Linked DNA regions of Homo sapiens: region 2 is linked to region 1. A link is an interaction called in ENCODE POLR2A ChIA-PET data of the cell type or tissue named here. Cell type or tissue: PC-9. All regions are shown on one strand.

Region 1 (8,000 bases):
GGATGGTTAATGGGTACAAAAATACAGTTAGATAGAAGGAATAAGATCTAACGTTCAGTAGCACAATAGGGTGATAGAGTTAACAGAAATTATTGCGTATTTCAAAATAATTAAAGGAGTGGAATTGGGATGTTCCTAACACAAGGAAATGATAAATGCTTGATATGACGGATACTCTAATTACCCTGATTTGATCATTATACATTGCATACTTGTCTCGAAATATCACATGTACTCCAAAAATATGTACAACTATTATGTATCCATAGTAATTAAAAATAAAGCCTTTTAAGTTTAAAAATAAACAAACTGGATGCACGTGGTAGCTCATGCCTGTAGTCTCAGCACTTTGGGAGGCCCAGACAGGAGAACTGTTTGAACCCAGGAGTTTGAGATCAGCCTGGGCAACTAAGTGAGACCCCGGACTCTACAAATATGAAAAAAAACAATTTGCCGGGCACGGTGGTGGGCACCTGTAGTCCTAGCTACTCGGGAGGCTGAACCAGGAGGATCACTTGAGCCCAAGAGTTCGAGACTGCAGTAAGATATGACTGTGTCACTGCACTCCAGCTTGAGCAACAGAGTGAGAACTTGTCTGAAAAACAAAACCAAAAAACCCCAAAAAACAAATTGTTGCCTGGAAGAATTGGTTCTTTAATGATCATAGTTCCACTCATCTGCATGGCATTTTATTTTATTTATTGTTGTTATTATTATTATTATTATTATTTTTGAGATGGAGTCTCACTCTGTCGCCCAGGCTGGAGTGCAATAACACGATCTCGCTCACTGCAACCTCCGCCTCCCAGGTTCAAGCCATTCTTCTGCCTCAGCCTCCCGAGTAACCAGGATTAGAGGTGCTCACCACCATGCCCGGCTAATTTTTGTATTTTAGTAGAGAGGGGTTTCACCATGTTGGCCAGGCTGGTCTCGAACTACTGACCTCAAGTGATCCACCTGCCTCAGCCTCCTAAAGTGCTGGGATTACAGGCACGAGCCACCTAGCCCGGCCTCTGCATGGTATTTTAGAGCAACTGCCTCTATATTCACAATCTGGCCTGATCGTCCTGCAACCCTCAGTCCATTAACTCCTATAACTAGTAGAATTCACTTCTCTCATTTACTAGCTGTTGCTAGCCAAGTGTCGCCTGATAGAATGCAATGTCAAACTGCTAGGTTTTGTTTGGGAGACAGGGAAGGAAATGCCAGAGAAGGGCAGTAATGACTCAGAAGTGAGTTTAAGATGAGGGCTGTGATACCTTGGGGTGGGAGGTGCTGAATTTCGTGTGTGTGTGTGTGTGTGTGTGTGTGTGTGTGTGTTCAAATGCAAACTTAAAGCTGTGAAATCATTAAGTCTAGAAGTTCCCTGAATTTGGGGTGGGGCCATACAAGGGATTCCCTCCTTTTCTCCCCAGGAATAGGGTATGGAAGGCCAGATGTCTCCATCCCACAACGGGGGCCTTCCCATCCCTTGGTGTTCTCTGCCCCGCCCCCACTGCCACATCATCACCTCCCACCCCTGTAGTGGGGAATACAGCATCCCTTCCCCTATGGCCCCTCCAGAGAATTCACACCATCCCAGGAAACTTTCTCCAAATCTCTGTCTCTTTGCCTGGCCACCCAACATCCTCCCCCTTCAGCCGGACTTTACCATAAATGCTGCTGCCCCCAATCTTCCCTAATAGGCCTGCCAAGGCACAGAGCTATTTTTACCTCCTTCCCTTCTCAGGCCTGCAGACCTCTGGGAGGAGCAGGAGCAGCCTCTGCTTTCCTCCAGCAGCCGGGTCCCCACCTGGAACATCTGCTCTGCAGCTCAGGGAAGTTCTGCTTTCCCAAGCCTCACCCCATTTGCTGGAATCTTTTCCTTACGTCTGAAGTCTTCCCCAGGTTGGGACCATTTCAGTTCTTAGTTATTCCCTCTGTGGGTTTGGGACTCCATTTGAGCTACTCTTACTACCTCAACTCTCTGTCACCCACTGGCCTTGGTTTAGTGCAGATTCATTTGAAGCCACCTGTGATTAGAACACATTCCCTCCCACCCCCTAAAATATAGACATATCCCTGCAGATTGCTGGAGAGGGCAGAACAGAGGGATGCCAGTGGCCTCTGCAGATAAGTCTTTCTCCCTCCATACCTTTCCCTCTTCTCTCAGAATCTCCATCTTTGGCATAGGGAAGTTTACCTCCAGGCCAAGACTTTTCCCAGGTTCTATGGTCTGGGATAGTTAGCGTGAGAAGGGTCACCCCTCGAGCTCTTCATGGTGGCTCTCGGCCACACCAGGCTCTGGAGGAAATATAGAGCTGGCTTGCTGTCCCAGACCCCTGTCTTGTTCCGCTCCTCTCAATGTCCCCAGTACTAAGCAGGTCTCTTAAAAAACGTCAAAAGCCCCCCTCTCATCCTGCGTCCTCCAAGCAGTTAGACTAAGTGGAAATAGCTCTGGGCAAACATTTTCTATCTAAATAGTGCTTAAGTAGGGGAAGTAAAGCTTTTAAAAGCCACGTATATGCCTCCTGGGAGGAGTCTGTCATCCGTGGGTAAGGGTGGGGAGGGGGACAAGTGCCACTTCTGCCTCTGTCCCACCACCTCAGATAGGTACCAGCTGACCCACCTTTCTGTCTCTACTCTTCCCAGATACTTGTCCTGATTTGCATCTATCTTAACTCCTCCTGGGGAAACCAAGCCAAGGACCCCCTCGCCTCACCCCAGATGGTCACTCAGAACCCGGCTCGACCAGGCCCCAGAGCAGTCAGCAGAGCCACAACTCCCGGAAAGGGGTCTTCTAACTTGGAGGGTGTGGGAAATCCAGCCTTCCCTTTCTTTCCATTCCCTTCAGCAGGGAGAGGAAGGGGAGAGGGGAGCATAGACTAACCCCCCTGCCCCACACGATCCCGCCTCCCTGGGGTTAGGAGCATCAGCAGGCCTTTGGGAGGCGGGGAGGAGCCAGGCTGGAACACTTGCCGCCCAGCCCAAAATCTCATCCCCGATGGCACTGCGGAAGCGGCGTGGAGAGGAGCAGCATAGAAACCCGAGACTCCCAGGTTTATTGGGGGTTATGATCCAAAAGCTACATTTTTATCCAAGTGTGAAGAATGGGGAGAGCTGCAAAGAAAGCAACAAGTGGCCCCGGGCGGAGCCGGGGGGTGGGGGCGCCAGCCTCCTCCCGCCGGCTGCGCTGCTGCGCCTGGCCCCCGCCCCCGCAGGCATGCGGGGTGATTCACCTCGCCCAGACTGCGCCCAGACCGCCGGACCCCGCAGGGGCTGTCCACCCACTCCACCAGCCCCTCTTGCACTCCTGACGCCCACTCTTCCCCGCCCAGCCCCGCCCGCTTCCAGGAGGCCCAGGGTGCCAGCGCGCCGCGGGTGAGGGTGTCCTCAAGGGCCTGAAAATGCCTGGTGGCCAGGAGCAGAGAGCAGCGAGGGGACAGGGGTGGGCCGCCGAGGCCGATGTGGGGGCGCGGGGGCGCAGGGTCTGGGGAGGAGGTTGGCGGTCGCGTTCCCCGCTTGGCACAGCCCCCGCTGGTGCGTGCCTGAGCCCTGAATCACCCGCTATATCAGGCCCGCAGGCGCAGAGGCCCCAGGCCCGGGCCCCGCAGCCAGTGTCCGCTTACAGCGGACCCCAACGATCGCGAGGGACCCCTGACTTTCCTAGAAACTTCCCCCAAGTAGGAAGAAGTTTGACAGAGCCAATTAGGGAGGGAGCGGTCTGCGAGGGGCAGCGTCCTCGAGTCCACCCGCTAATTCGGTTCTGCTACAAGTTTGGGACCCGAGGGAAGGATCTGAGTGGGGAGGTGCGAGGTGCAGAGCGCGCCCCTCTACGCGCCCCAGGAGTCCGCCGCTCCCTCCACCCCATCCTACCCCACCCAACCCCACCCCAGCCGCGCTCACCGGAAGGAGGGTGGATCTGCCGGGCGCCCGGGCCAGGCTGGGAGGGGAGCAGCGCCACGGGCAGGTCTCCCCACCCCAACTCCCAGGCAGGGGACGCGGGCCGGGCGCGGGAGCTCTGGGCGCCTTCCGCCCTGTGGGCTCACCTGGTAGATCATGACTTTAAAGTTGCGGCGCCGCAGCAGCTCGGCCTCGTTGACCTCCAGCTTCTTGATCTGCCCCGCCTGGCGCTCCAGGCTGCCGCGCACGGTCTTCACGTTGACGCTGACCTTGCGCACCTTCTCCAGCAGCTTGCTCACCGTATTGCTCGTGGTGGCGTGCGCCTTGCCCAGCTTGCTCAGCTCGCCCTGGATGCTCTGCACTGCGCCCTCCATCTCCGCCTGCCGCTCCTCCAGCTGTGCTTGAGTCAGCTGGATCTGGTCTACGGCCCCGATGATTTTGTCCAGGAGGCTCAGCACCAGCACGCCGTTCACCTGGTCCGACTTGATCAGCTCTTCTGAGCCGGCCCCCGACGGCTCCTCCGCTGCCTGAGCCCCAGCGGAGGAAGGCTCCGGGGCCTCGGCGTCGGGGTACCCGGGAAGCGGCCGCTCGACAATATAGAGCGTGGGGTCCTCCATGGCTACCCGGAGCCGTGCGGGACCGGCCGGGTGGGGCTGGAGCTGGAGCGGGAGACCCGGAGAGAAGCAGGAGCGGAAGGGAGGAGAGCTAGCGGGCGAGAGCGGAGAGCAGAGGAAACTCGAGCCACGTCCGTGCGCACCGGGACAGCGGCCAGAACTGCTGGGCGGGGGATCGGTGAGCTCCCCAGCTCCCGGGCCAAACTCCGGAGTCTGATCGCTGATTGGCTGGCCCCACCCCAGAAAGGGAGGGACCGGGGCAGAAGGGGAGATCGACGAGGCGGGGCGGCGGAGGGGGACCCAAGAGCCGAGCGCCCCACCCTTCCCGGGATGGTTGGAATAGTTGGAGCGGGAGACTAGGGCCTCCGCTGGCGGCGGGAGCGGGACGGGCGGAGGAATGCGAGCTGAGGAACGGAATCAGGTTCTAAGAGTGTTGCTCTCTGTTTCCCTCTCACTTGAATTGCTCATCCGAAAATCCTCAAGATCTGGGAGCCGGGTGGACCAGGAGATTCTGAAATTATAGGCAAAATCTTGTATTTGCCTTTACCTAGATTTTGAGCACAAAAGGACCCTTGCCCTTTACAATATTTTCTAAGAGGCCTCTCGGATTTCCTCATCACCAACCCCAACCAGGTTACTAACTCAGGGGTAAGCTTAGGGGGTTGTTTGTGGGGGGCGGGGGGAGAAAGAGAGAACGTATTTGGGGTCACGGTGGTGGTGAAGGGCTGCGAAGCTCCTCTAAGTTCTTTTTAGAATTGCCCTAACAGAGTAGAATTAAGATGGGCAATCAAACGGAAAATAAAGCCCACCTCCCAACCCCCCTTTCTGAGACAGGGTGTCACTCTGTCACCCAGGCTGGAGTGCAGCGGTCTGATCACAGTTCACTGCAGCCTCGACCTCTTGGGCTCAGGCAATCCTCCCACTTCAGCCTCCTGAGTAGATGAGACTATAGGCGCTTGCCACCACGCCCAGCTAATTTCAATTTTTATTTTTTTCAATTTTTATTTTTTTAAGAGACGGGGTGTACACTATTTTGACCAGGCTGGTCTCGAACTCCTGAGCTCAAGTGATCTGCTGGTTTCAGCCTCTCAAAGTGCTGGGAGCCACCGCGCCTGGTGTAAAGCCCTTTTTAAAAGCCCACCTCTCTTAGGCCAGGCGCGGTGGCTCATGCCTGTAATCCCAGCACTTTGGGAGGCCCAGGCGGGTGGATCACGAGGTCAGGAGTTCAAGACCAGCCTGGCCCAAGATGGTGAAACCCCGTCTCTGTTACAAATACAAAAATTAGGCCAGGCGCAGTGGCTCATTTTGGGAGGCGGAGGTGGGTGGATCACCTGAGGTCGGGAGTTCGACCTCAGCCTGACCAACATGGAGAAACCCCATCTCTACTAAAAATACAAAATTAGCCAGGCGTGGTGGCGCATGCCTGTAATCCCAGCTATTCGGGAGGCTGAGGCAGGAGAATCACTTGAACCCGGGGGGCAGAGGTTGCAATGAGCTGAGATTCGCGCCATTGCACTCCAGCCTGAGTGGAATTCTACAGAGTAGAATTCCTCTTTTTTCCAAAAGCTTTTTCAATCCTTAGTAGAAGGAATTTAAATTACTTTAATACATTTCTCCTAAATTCTAAAGTAAGTTGGTAATCTGCCAGTTGGTAATCCACTGTCTGAGTGCAGACAGAGTGAGACTCTGTCTCAAAAAAACAAAAAAAACAAAAACAAAAGCAACCCACAAACCCACGTCTCACCTCTCTCTAAAACTCACCTTTCCCTGTGTTCCCCCTCCCACCGCCCCCTCAGAGGCAGCTGACACCAATCTCAGTGAGCAGGATCTAGGAGTCCATTTCTCTTTCAAGATTCCAGGGACTAACAGTAAGCCATCGGAGAGACCATCAAATCCCACCCCCTCATTTGACAGACAGGAAAAGGAAAGCCTGCAGAAGACAGGTGGCTTGCCAGAGATCACTCGCAGGTTAGTGTTGGCATTGGCACTTGAACCCAGGTCTGGACTCCTGCTTTCATGCTCTTTCCACCTTCTGCTCTAAGCCTTCCACTGGGGCAGGGAGACAGGCACCCACAGCCACTCCCCAACTCCCATGTGCTGTTTCAGAAGATTAACCAAAGCATATTTTCATCCATGCTGGGTACAAGGGAGCAGGCAATTCTGAGCAGGCCCAAGGAGGGTCCTTAGTGCAGAAAGTCCAGAAATAGGGAGGCTGCCCATCCTCCCCCATTTTGCTGTCTAGCACAGCACTGGTGCTGTGAGTGTCTGAAGTGGCGCCAGCTCCCTTTCCCACAGAAAAGCGGCAACCCTTTTCCCTCCTTAGGAAACCACACTTGGGTTTCCCCAGCTGGCTGGATGATGGTCCTGGCAAAAGGTCACTTCTAGTCTGGTATCCATTATCATTAGGAAGAGTGAAAAACTGGTCTATGGGGACCCAGGGCCTCCTCAACCCAGACAGAGAACCCACAAACTCAGAAAGGAGACCGACAGTGCAGGGACTGGGTTAGTGCCCTAACAACATTGTAGGGTTTTTTAAGGGTTTACAACACCATATTTGTTATCCGAAATTCTCATAGAAAATGGAGCCATCAACTAGGGCTGTTTATCAGGTTATCCTGAAGTACTGTTTCTGCTAGAAAGGCAAGATACGTGGTTACTGGTAACCTCTTTTTTTCCTTTTTTTTTTTTTTTTTCTTGAGATGGAGTCTCACTCTTTTGCCAGGCTGGAGTGTAGTGGTGCAGTCTTGGCTCACTGCACCCTCCACTTCCTGGGTTCAAGCGATTCTTCTGCCTCAGCCTCCCGAGTACCTGGGACTACAGGCACGCACCACCACACCCAGATAATTTTTTTTTTGTATTTTTAGTAGACACGGGGTTTCGCCATGTTGGGCAGGATGGTCTCAATCTCTTGAGCTCGTGATCCACCCACCTTGGCCTCCCAAAGTGCTGGGATTACAGGTGTGAGCCACTGTGCCCCGCCTTTTTTTTTTTTTTTTTAAGACAGAGTCTCACTCTGTTGACCCTGCAGCCTCGAACTCCCGGGTTCAGGTGATCCTCCCACCTCAGCCTCCCAAATAGCTGTGACTATAAGCGCACACCATCACACCCAGCTAATTTTTGTATTTTTTGTAGAAATGGGGTTTCACCGTGTTGCCCACGCTGGTCTCAAACACCTAGGCTCAAGGGATCCACCTGCCTTGGCCTCCCAAAATGCTAGGAATACAGGCGTGAGCCACTTCGGCTTTGTGTTTTTTCCAACTTTTTTTTTTTTTTTGAGACAAGGTCTTGCTCTGTCATGCAGGCTGAGTGCAGTGGCACAATCACAGCTCACTGCAGTCTTGACCTCCTGGACTCAAGTGATCCTCCCACCTCACCCTCTCAAGTAGCTTGGACTACAGGTGTGCCACCACACCGGGTACCCTAACACTTCAATAACTGTTTTCTCACAAACAAATGGCTTTCTCATTTGAGGCTCAAGTAGAATTAAGCTAGTATATAAGATCA
Region 2 (8,000 bases), 470 kb before region 1:
AATAATATTCTTAAACATTATTTATGTTGTGTGTATGTGTGTGTGTTTTGAGATGGAGTCTTGCTCTGTCACCCAGGCTGGAGTGCAGTGGCATAATCTTGGCTCACTGCAACCTCCACCTCCCGGGTTCAAGTGATTCTTCTGCCTCAGCCTCCCGAGTAGCTGGACTACAGGCGCCTGCCACCATGCCTGGCTAATTTTTGTATTTTTAGTAGACAGACAGGGTTTTGCCAGCTTGTCTAGGCTGATCTCGAACTCCTGACCTCAGGTGATCTGCCCACTTCAGCCTCCCAAAGCGCTAGAGACATGAGCCACCACGCCAGCCTCAACTGTTGTATTAAATTCCACATTCCATAGGTGTTACCAAAATAGTCTCAGTAGTCTTAAAATATCTTTATGCTTATGAACTCCACCCTTGTATCCAAAAGAACTGGTAGCTGGAGAACAAGTTTTATTCCGCCACCCAGCAGGAAGCCTTGGCATCCTGTGGCCCAGTGCATGGTTTTGGGGGATGAAGCTGACTCTGGTTCTTCATGTCCCCAGGTGGGAAGAAAAGATCCCTCTGGCAAAAACCACCCTGGAGAAGACCTGGCTGTTCCACGAGATCGGCCGCTGCTACTTGGAGCTGGACCAGGCCTGGCAGGCCCAGAATTATGGCGAGAAGTCCCAGCAGTGTGCCGAGGAGGAAGGGGACATTGAGTGGCAACTGAATGCCAGTGTTCTGGTGGCCCAGGCACAAGGTATGGGCTCAGAGATGACCACCCTACCTTTTCCAGCCTTCAGGCCCAGCTCACACCAGGGCTAGGAGTCTTGTGGACTGAGTTTACCATCCCAGTGTTTCTCCTTCCCAGATTATTCTGAGAGTGGGGATAAGCCACTCTATTTTGACCAGCACGTGGTAAGTGCTTTCATTAAGCAAAGCTTGGTTAGAGCTTGGGGTACCTTGAGCCTACCTCTGCCCTTGAGGAGGTCAGCTGCAGACCCACACAGCATCGTGTCATCCTCACAACAGTGCCCATGTATTGAGCCACTTTCCTTCTGCCTTGGTACTTTTTTTTTGTTTTGTTTCATTTTGTTTTTGAGACAGAGTTTCGCTTTTGTTGCCCAGGCTGGAGTGCAGTGGTGCGATCTCGGCTCATTGCAACCTCTGCCTCCCAGGTTCAAGTGATTCTTCTGCTTCAGGCTCCCAAGTAGCTGGGATTACAGGCGTCTGCCACCACACCTGGCTAATTTTTTGTGTTTTTAGTAGAGACAGGGTTTCACCATGTTGGCTAGGCTGGTCTCAAATTCCTGACCTCAGGTGATCCAAACGCCTCGGCCTCCCAAAGTGCTAGGATTACAGGCGTGAGCCACCATGCCCGGCCCTGTTTTGTTTTTTGAGACGAAGTCTCACTATGTTACCCAGGCTAGACTGCAGGGGCACGATCTCAGCTCACTGCAACCTTGGCCTCCCGGGTTCAAGCGATTCTCCTGCTTCAGCCTCCAGGGTAGCTGGGATTACAGGCGCGCACCACCACACCCGGCTAATTTTTGTATTTTTAGTAGAGACGGGGTTTCACCACGTTGGCCAGGCTGTTCTCGAACTCCTGACCTCAGGTGATCCACCCGCCTCAGCTTCCCAAAGTGCTGGGATTACAGGCATGAGCCACCACACCCAGCCAGCATTCTTGTATTGAATCATTATGATGTAGGTAGGCATTATCATCCTTATTTTAGAGATAGGGAAACTGAGGCACAGAGAGGTCCAGTAGACTCCCCAAGTCCTATGAGGGAAGCTTTTTTTTTTTTTTTGAGATGGAGACTCACTCTGTCACCCAGGCTGGAGTGCAGTGGCGCGATCTCAGCTCACTGCAACCTCTGCCTCATGGGTTCAAATGATTCCTGTGCCTCAGCTTCCTGAGTAGCTGGGATTACATGTGTGCACCATAATACCCAGCTATGTCTTTGTATTTTTAGAGATGCAGTTTCACTATGTTGGCTGGTTTCAAACTCCTGGCCTCAAGTGATCCACCCACCTCAGCCTACCAAAGTGCTGGGATTACAGGTGTGAGCCACTGCGCCTGGCCGAGGAAACCTTTTATTTTTTAATTTATTTTATTTCTTTATTTTTATTTTTTGAGATGGAGTCTTGCTGTGTCACCCAGGCTGGAGTGTAGTGACACAATCTCGGCTCACTGCAACCTCTGTCTCCTGGGTTCAAGCGATTCTGCTGTCTCAGCCTTCCGAGTAGCTGGGATTACAGGCGTGTGCCACCACTCCTGGCTAATTTTTTTGTATTTTTGTAGAGATGGGGTTTCACCATGTTGGTCAGGCTGGTCTCGAACTTCTGACCTCAAGTGATCTGCCCGCCTCTGCCTCCCAAAGTGCTGGGATTATAGGCATAAGCCACTGCACCCGGCCTCCAAGGGAACCTTTCAGAGTGATGGAAATGTTCTAAAATGGGATTGTGGTGGCCACTGTACAACTCTGTAAATTTTCTTCTTTTTTTTTTTTGAGATGGAGTCTTGCTCTGTCACCTAGACTGGAGTGCAGTGGCACAATCTTGGCTCACTGCAACCTCCGCCTCCCGTGTTCAAGCTATTCTCCTGCCTCAGTCTCCTGAGTAGCTGGGATTACAGGCGTGCGCCACCACACCTGGCTAATGTTTGTATTTTTAGTAGAGACGGGATTTCACCAAGTTGGTCAGGCTGGTCTTGAACTCTTGACCTCGTGATCTGCCTGCTTCAGCCTCCCAAAGTGCTGGGATTACAGTTGTGAGCCACTGTGCCCGGCCTCAACTCTGTAAATTTTCTCAAAATCATTGAACTTTATCCTTACAAGCCGGTGAACTTTATTTATTTATTTTTTTGAGAAGGCGTCTCACTCTGTTGCCCAGTCTGGAATGCAGTGGCGCGATCTTGGCTCACTGCAACCTCCGCCTCCCGGGGTCAAGTGGTTTTCCTGTCACATTGAGATAACTTTAAATTACATACTCAGTTAAAAATTAGGCTGGGGACAGGCACGGTGGCTCACGCATGTAATCCCAGCACTTTGGGAGGCCGAGGCAGGTGGATCACCTGAGGTCAGGAGTTTGGTACCAGCCTGACCAACAAGGTGAAACCTCGTCTCTACTAAAAATACAAAAATTAGCCAGGTGTGGTGGCACACGCCTGTAGTCCCAACTACTCGGGAGGCTGAGGCAGGAGAACTGCTTGAATCCAGGAGGCGGAGGTTGCAGTGAGCCCAGATTGCGCCACTGTGCTCCAGTCTGGGTGAAAGAACGAGACTCTGTCGCAAAAAAAAAAAAAAAAAAAAAAAAAAAAATTAGCCTGGCCATAGTGGCTAACACTTATAATCCTGGCACTTTGGGAAGCCAAGGTGGGAGGATCGGTTGAGCCCAGGAGTTTGATACCAGCCTGGGCAACATAGGGAGATCTCATCTTTACAAAAAATAAGGCAACTTAAAGAGACCTCATCTCTACAAAAAATAAAAATTAGGGCGGGGCACAGTGGCCCATGCCTGTAATCCCTGCACTTTGGGAGGCCAAGGTGGGCAGATCACAAGGTCAGGAGTTCAAGACCAGCCTGGCCAACATAGTGAAACCCCATCTCTACTAAAAATCCAAAAAATTAGCCGGGCGTGGTGGTGCATGCTTGTAATCCAAGCTGCTCGGGAGGCTGAGGCAGGAGAGTTGCTTGAACCTGGGAGGCGGAGGTTGCAGTGAGCTGAGATCGTGCCACTGCACTCCAGTCCAGGCGACTATGAGACTCTGTATCAAAAAAAAAAAAAAAAAAAAAATTAGCTGAGTGTGGTGGCAGGCACCTGTGATCCCAAATATTTGGGAGGCTGAGGTAGAAGGATCACTTGAGCCCAGGTTGAGACCGCAGTGAGCCATGATCATGCCACTGCATTCCAGCCTGGGATACAGAGCGAGGCCCTGACCCTCACTCCAAAAAAAAAAAAAAAAAAAAAAAAAAAAACAGAAAGAATGAAAGAATAATCCTGAATGATTTACTCTCTTGAATAAGCATGTGACTCTTCTGCAGACCTTTAATGTCAGAGTCCCACTGGTCTTGAAAGGAATACTGCGACTCCACATATTTTCAGAATTACACTTAAATTTCCTTTAAGTGTAATAGCCTTTTTTTTCTTCTTTTTTGAGATAGAGTCTTGCTTTATCACCCAGACTTTAGTGCAGTGTCACGTCCCTGCATTCATGGCTCACTGCAGCCTCAACCTCCCAGGCTCCGGTGATTCTCCCTCCTCAGCCTCCCCAGTTGCTGGGACCACAGGTGCATGCCACCATGCCTGGCAAATTTTTTTTTTGGTAGAGAACGGGGTCTCCCTATGTTGTCCAGGTTGTTCTGGAACTCCTGGGCTCAAGCAGTGCTCCCACCTCGGCCTCCCAAAATGCTGGGATTACAGGCATGAGCCGCTGTGTCTAGCCAAGTGTAATGGCGTTTTATTTTATTTTATTTTATTTATTTTTGAGATGGAGTTTCGCTGTTTCACCCAGGCTGGAGTGCAGTGGTGCAATCTCAGCTCAGTGCAACCTCTGCCTTCCGATTTCAAGCGATTCTTCTGCCTCAGCCTCCCAGGTAGCTGGGATTACATGCGTCCACCACCATGCCTGGCTAATTTTTGTATTTTTAGTAGAGATGGGGTTTCACCATGTTGGCCATGCTGATCTCAATCTCCTGACCTTGTGATCCGCCTGTCTTGGCCTCCCAAATTGTTGGGATTACAGGTGTGAGCCACCGCGACTGGCTGTAATGACCTTTTAAAGTCTGACTTATGAACACAAGGGCTTATTTTCCCCATGGGTCTCAAAGCAGTGCTTGGGAGGAGGATAGATCTTGGATATACTCAATTGTAAAAGAAAGCAGTGGTTTGTGAAGACCTTGGCTGGTAAGCACTTTCTCCTTTATGAAGCTCTTGGCTAGGTGAGGTGGTTCACGCCTGTAATCCCAGCACTTTGGGAGGCCAAGGTGGAGGATTGCTTGAGGCCAGTAGTTCGAGACCAGGCTGGGCAACATGGTGAGACCCTGTCTCTATTAATTTAATTATATATATATATATAGAGAGAGAGAGAGAGAGAGACAGGGTCTCACTCTGTCACCCAGGCTGGAGTGCAGCAGTGCAATCTGGGCTCACTGCAACATTGACCTTCTGGGATCAAGGGATCCTCCCATCTCAGCCTCCCGAGTAGCTGGGACTACATGCATGCGGCCTCACACCCAGCTAATTTTGTATTTTTGGTAGAGATCGGGTCTCACTATGTTGCCCAGGCTGGTCTTGAACTCCTGGTTCAAGTGATCCGCCTGCCTTAGCCTCCCAAAGTGCTGGGATTATAGGTGTGAGCCACCGCACCTAGCCTATGTATGTATGTATTTATTTTTAATTAATTAATTTTTTTGAGACAGTCTTGCTCTGTCACACAGGCTGGAGTGCAGTGGCGCGATCTCGGCTCACTGCAACCTCTGCCTCTGAGGTTCAAGCAATTCTTCTGCCTCAGCCTCCCGAGTAGCTGGGTTTACAGTCGCCCGTCACCATGCCTGGCTAATTTTTGTATTTTTAGTAGAGATGGGGATGTCACCATGTTGGCCAGGGTGGTCTCGAACTCCTGACCTCAAGCAATCCGCCCACCTTGGCCTCCCAAAGTGCTGGGATTACAGACGTGAGCCACCACGCCCGGCCTGACATATGTATTTAATTTTTTAAAATGAAATGAAGCTCTGAGGGCTCAAATCAATCACTCAATCAATCTGCTAATCATTTCAGTCCCAGCTCCAGCACTAATTGGCACGGAGAGCCCAGATGAGCCGCTTTTTCTACGGGTTCAGATTGTACCTGAGTGGGGCCTGGACTCGAGACAGCTGAGGTTCCAGCAGCTGGCCCATGGATTGCATCCAGCCCTCTGTGCTTTGGTCTGCATATCATTTTTGAAAAAAATGAATGACCATTTAAAAAATATGAATTTCTGGCCGAGCGGTGGCTCACACCTGTAATCCCAGCACTTTGGGAGGCCGAGGCAGGTGGATCACCTGAGGTCAGGGTTTAAGACCAGCCTGACCAACATGACGAAACCCCATCTCTACTTAAAAAACAAAATTAGCCAGGTGTGGTGTCATGTGCCTGTAATCCCAGCTTCTCAGGAGGCTGAGGCAGGAGAATCGCTTGAACCTGGGAGGCAGAGGTTGCAGTGAGCCGAGATTGCCCCATTGCACTCCAGCCTGGGCAACAAGAGTGAAACTCTGTCTCAAAAAAAAAAAAAAAAAAATTCGTCTTCCAGAACAATCTAAAGATGGAGCAGGATGCGGTTTTCTCCTCCACTCTGGAGACATATGATGTATGCACTAGACTGCACCACAGTCCCCTTCTCTCACCAACGCCTTTGAATGAGGCCCAGGTTCCTCAGTCCTGGTTCTCGATGGTGACATAGCCCAGGAACACGGTGGAAAGGATGGTGCTGAGCAGCTCAGTGATGCTTCCCTGGGGCCTGGGTCCGACTACAGCTCACACAAGCTTCTGATGGGCCCTGGCAGTGCTCGAGTAGCCAGAGGCTCCATCATGCACCACACGTTGTCACACTCTACCTGTGTTGTGCCTTCTCCCCTTGCTCTCCAGTGAAGCTGAGAGACTTCGAGTCAGCCGTGAACAATTTTGAGAAGGCCCTGGAGAGAGCAAAGCTTGTGCATAACAACGAGGCGCAGCAGGCCATCATCAGTGTGAGCCTTTCCACCCGCCGGGCTTCGGGTGTCAGGAGTGGGGTTGGGTGGTCAGGCCTTCAGTTCCCCCTCAGCCTGCTTGGGCGCCATTCCACAGCCGTTTTTTTGTTTGTTTGTTTATTTGTTTTGAGACAGAGTCTTGCTCTGTTGCCCAGGCTGGAGTGCAATGGCGTGATCTCGGCTCACTGCAAGCTCCGCTTCCGGGTTCACACCATTCTCCTGCCTCAGCCTCCCAAGTAGCTAGGACTACAGGCGCCCCCCACCACGTCTGGCTAATTTTTTGTATTTTTAGTAGAGACAGGGTTTCACTGTTAGCCAGGATGGTCTCGATCTCCTGACTTTGTGATCCGCCCGCCTTGGCCTCTCAAAATGCTGGGATTACAGGCGTGAGCCACTGTGCCCAGCCAGAAACAAAAATTTTACAAAATATATTTACCTCTGCTACGTACTCTGCATGCTGATATTTCCTATTACATTCTGTTTTCTTATTTTTATTTATTTATTTATTTATTGAGACAGGGTCTCACTCCCGTTGGCCAGGTCAGAATGCAGTGGCACTGTTATGGCTCATTGCAGCCTCGACCTCCTGGGCTCAAGTTATCCTCCTGCCTCATTTTAAAATTTTTTTGTAGAGATGAGGTCTCACTATGTCTTGAACTCCTGAGCTCAGGCAATCCACCCTCCTCAGCCTCCCAATGTGCTGGGATTACACGTGTAAACTGTACTTAGCTTTTTTTTTTTTTTTTTTTGAGACTGAGTCTCACTTGTCACCCAGGCTGGAGTGCAATGGTGTGATCTTGGCTCACTGCAACCTCCGCCTCCCGGGTTCAAACGATTCACCTGCCTCAGCCTCCCGAGTAGCTGGGATCACAGGCGCCCCCCCACCACGCCCAGCTAATTTTTGTATTTTTAGTAGAGATGGGGTTTCACCATGTTGGCCAGGCTGGTTTGGAACTCCTGACCTCAAATGATCTGTCTGCCTCGGCCTCCCAAAGTGCTGGGATTATAGGTGTGAGCCACTGTGCCTGGCCATAATTTTTGTATTTTTAATAGAGATGGGATTTAGCCATGTTGGCCAGGCTGGTCTCGAACTCCTGACCTTAGGTGATCTGCCCGCCTCGGCCTTCCAAAGTGATGGTATTACTGGTATGAGCCACCATGCCCGGCCTTTTTTTTTTTTTTTTTTTTTAAATAGAGATGGGGCCATGTATGGTGGGACCTAGCCTGGGACCCAACGTGTTGCTGGGACTCGGCAACATGGCGAAACCCTATCTCTAAAAAATAAAAAAAAT

Evidence for each region. Peaks named below come from ENCODE experiments on the same cell type or tissue, not always from the same donor. Only the 100,000 strongest peaks of a DNase experiment are listed, where the experiment ranks them.
Region 2: POLR2A ChIA-PET joins it to region 1 with 12 read pairs; 4 of 35 experiments call an interaction of 5 or more read pairs at or near these places.

What each region holds. Positions count from the first base shown.
Region 1 is chr17:42,418,599-42,426,598 of GRCh38, forward strand. It overlaps CAVIN1 (caveolae associated protein 1), which reads right to left and starts at 4,658. Exons shown (of 2, transcript NM_012232.6): 1 at 4,029-4,658. The coding sequence starts at 4,499. It overlaps LOC102725238 (a long non-coding RNA gene), which reads left to right and starts at 4,590. Exons shown (of 4, transcript XR_007065758.1): 1 at 4,590-4,674; 2 at 6,293-6,464. In PC-9, no CTCF peak of the experiment used is centred here; DNase peaks (open chromatin) are centred at 1,193, 4,193 and 4,773; H3K4me3 peaks cover 2,913 bases; H3K27ac peaks cover 1,238 bases.
Region 2 is chr17:41,948,610-41,956,609 of GRCh38, forward strand. ODAD4 (outer dynein arm docking complex subunit 4) reads left to right here. Exons shown (of 12, transcript NM_031421.5): 9 at 544-740; 10 at 6,608-6,708. Among named protein-coding and RNA genes, the nearest start is that of CNP, 14 kb to the right of the region's middle. In PC-9, no CTCF peak of the experiment used is centred here; no DNase peak of the experiment used is centred here.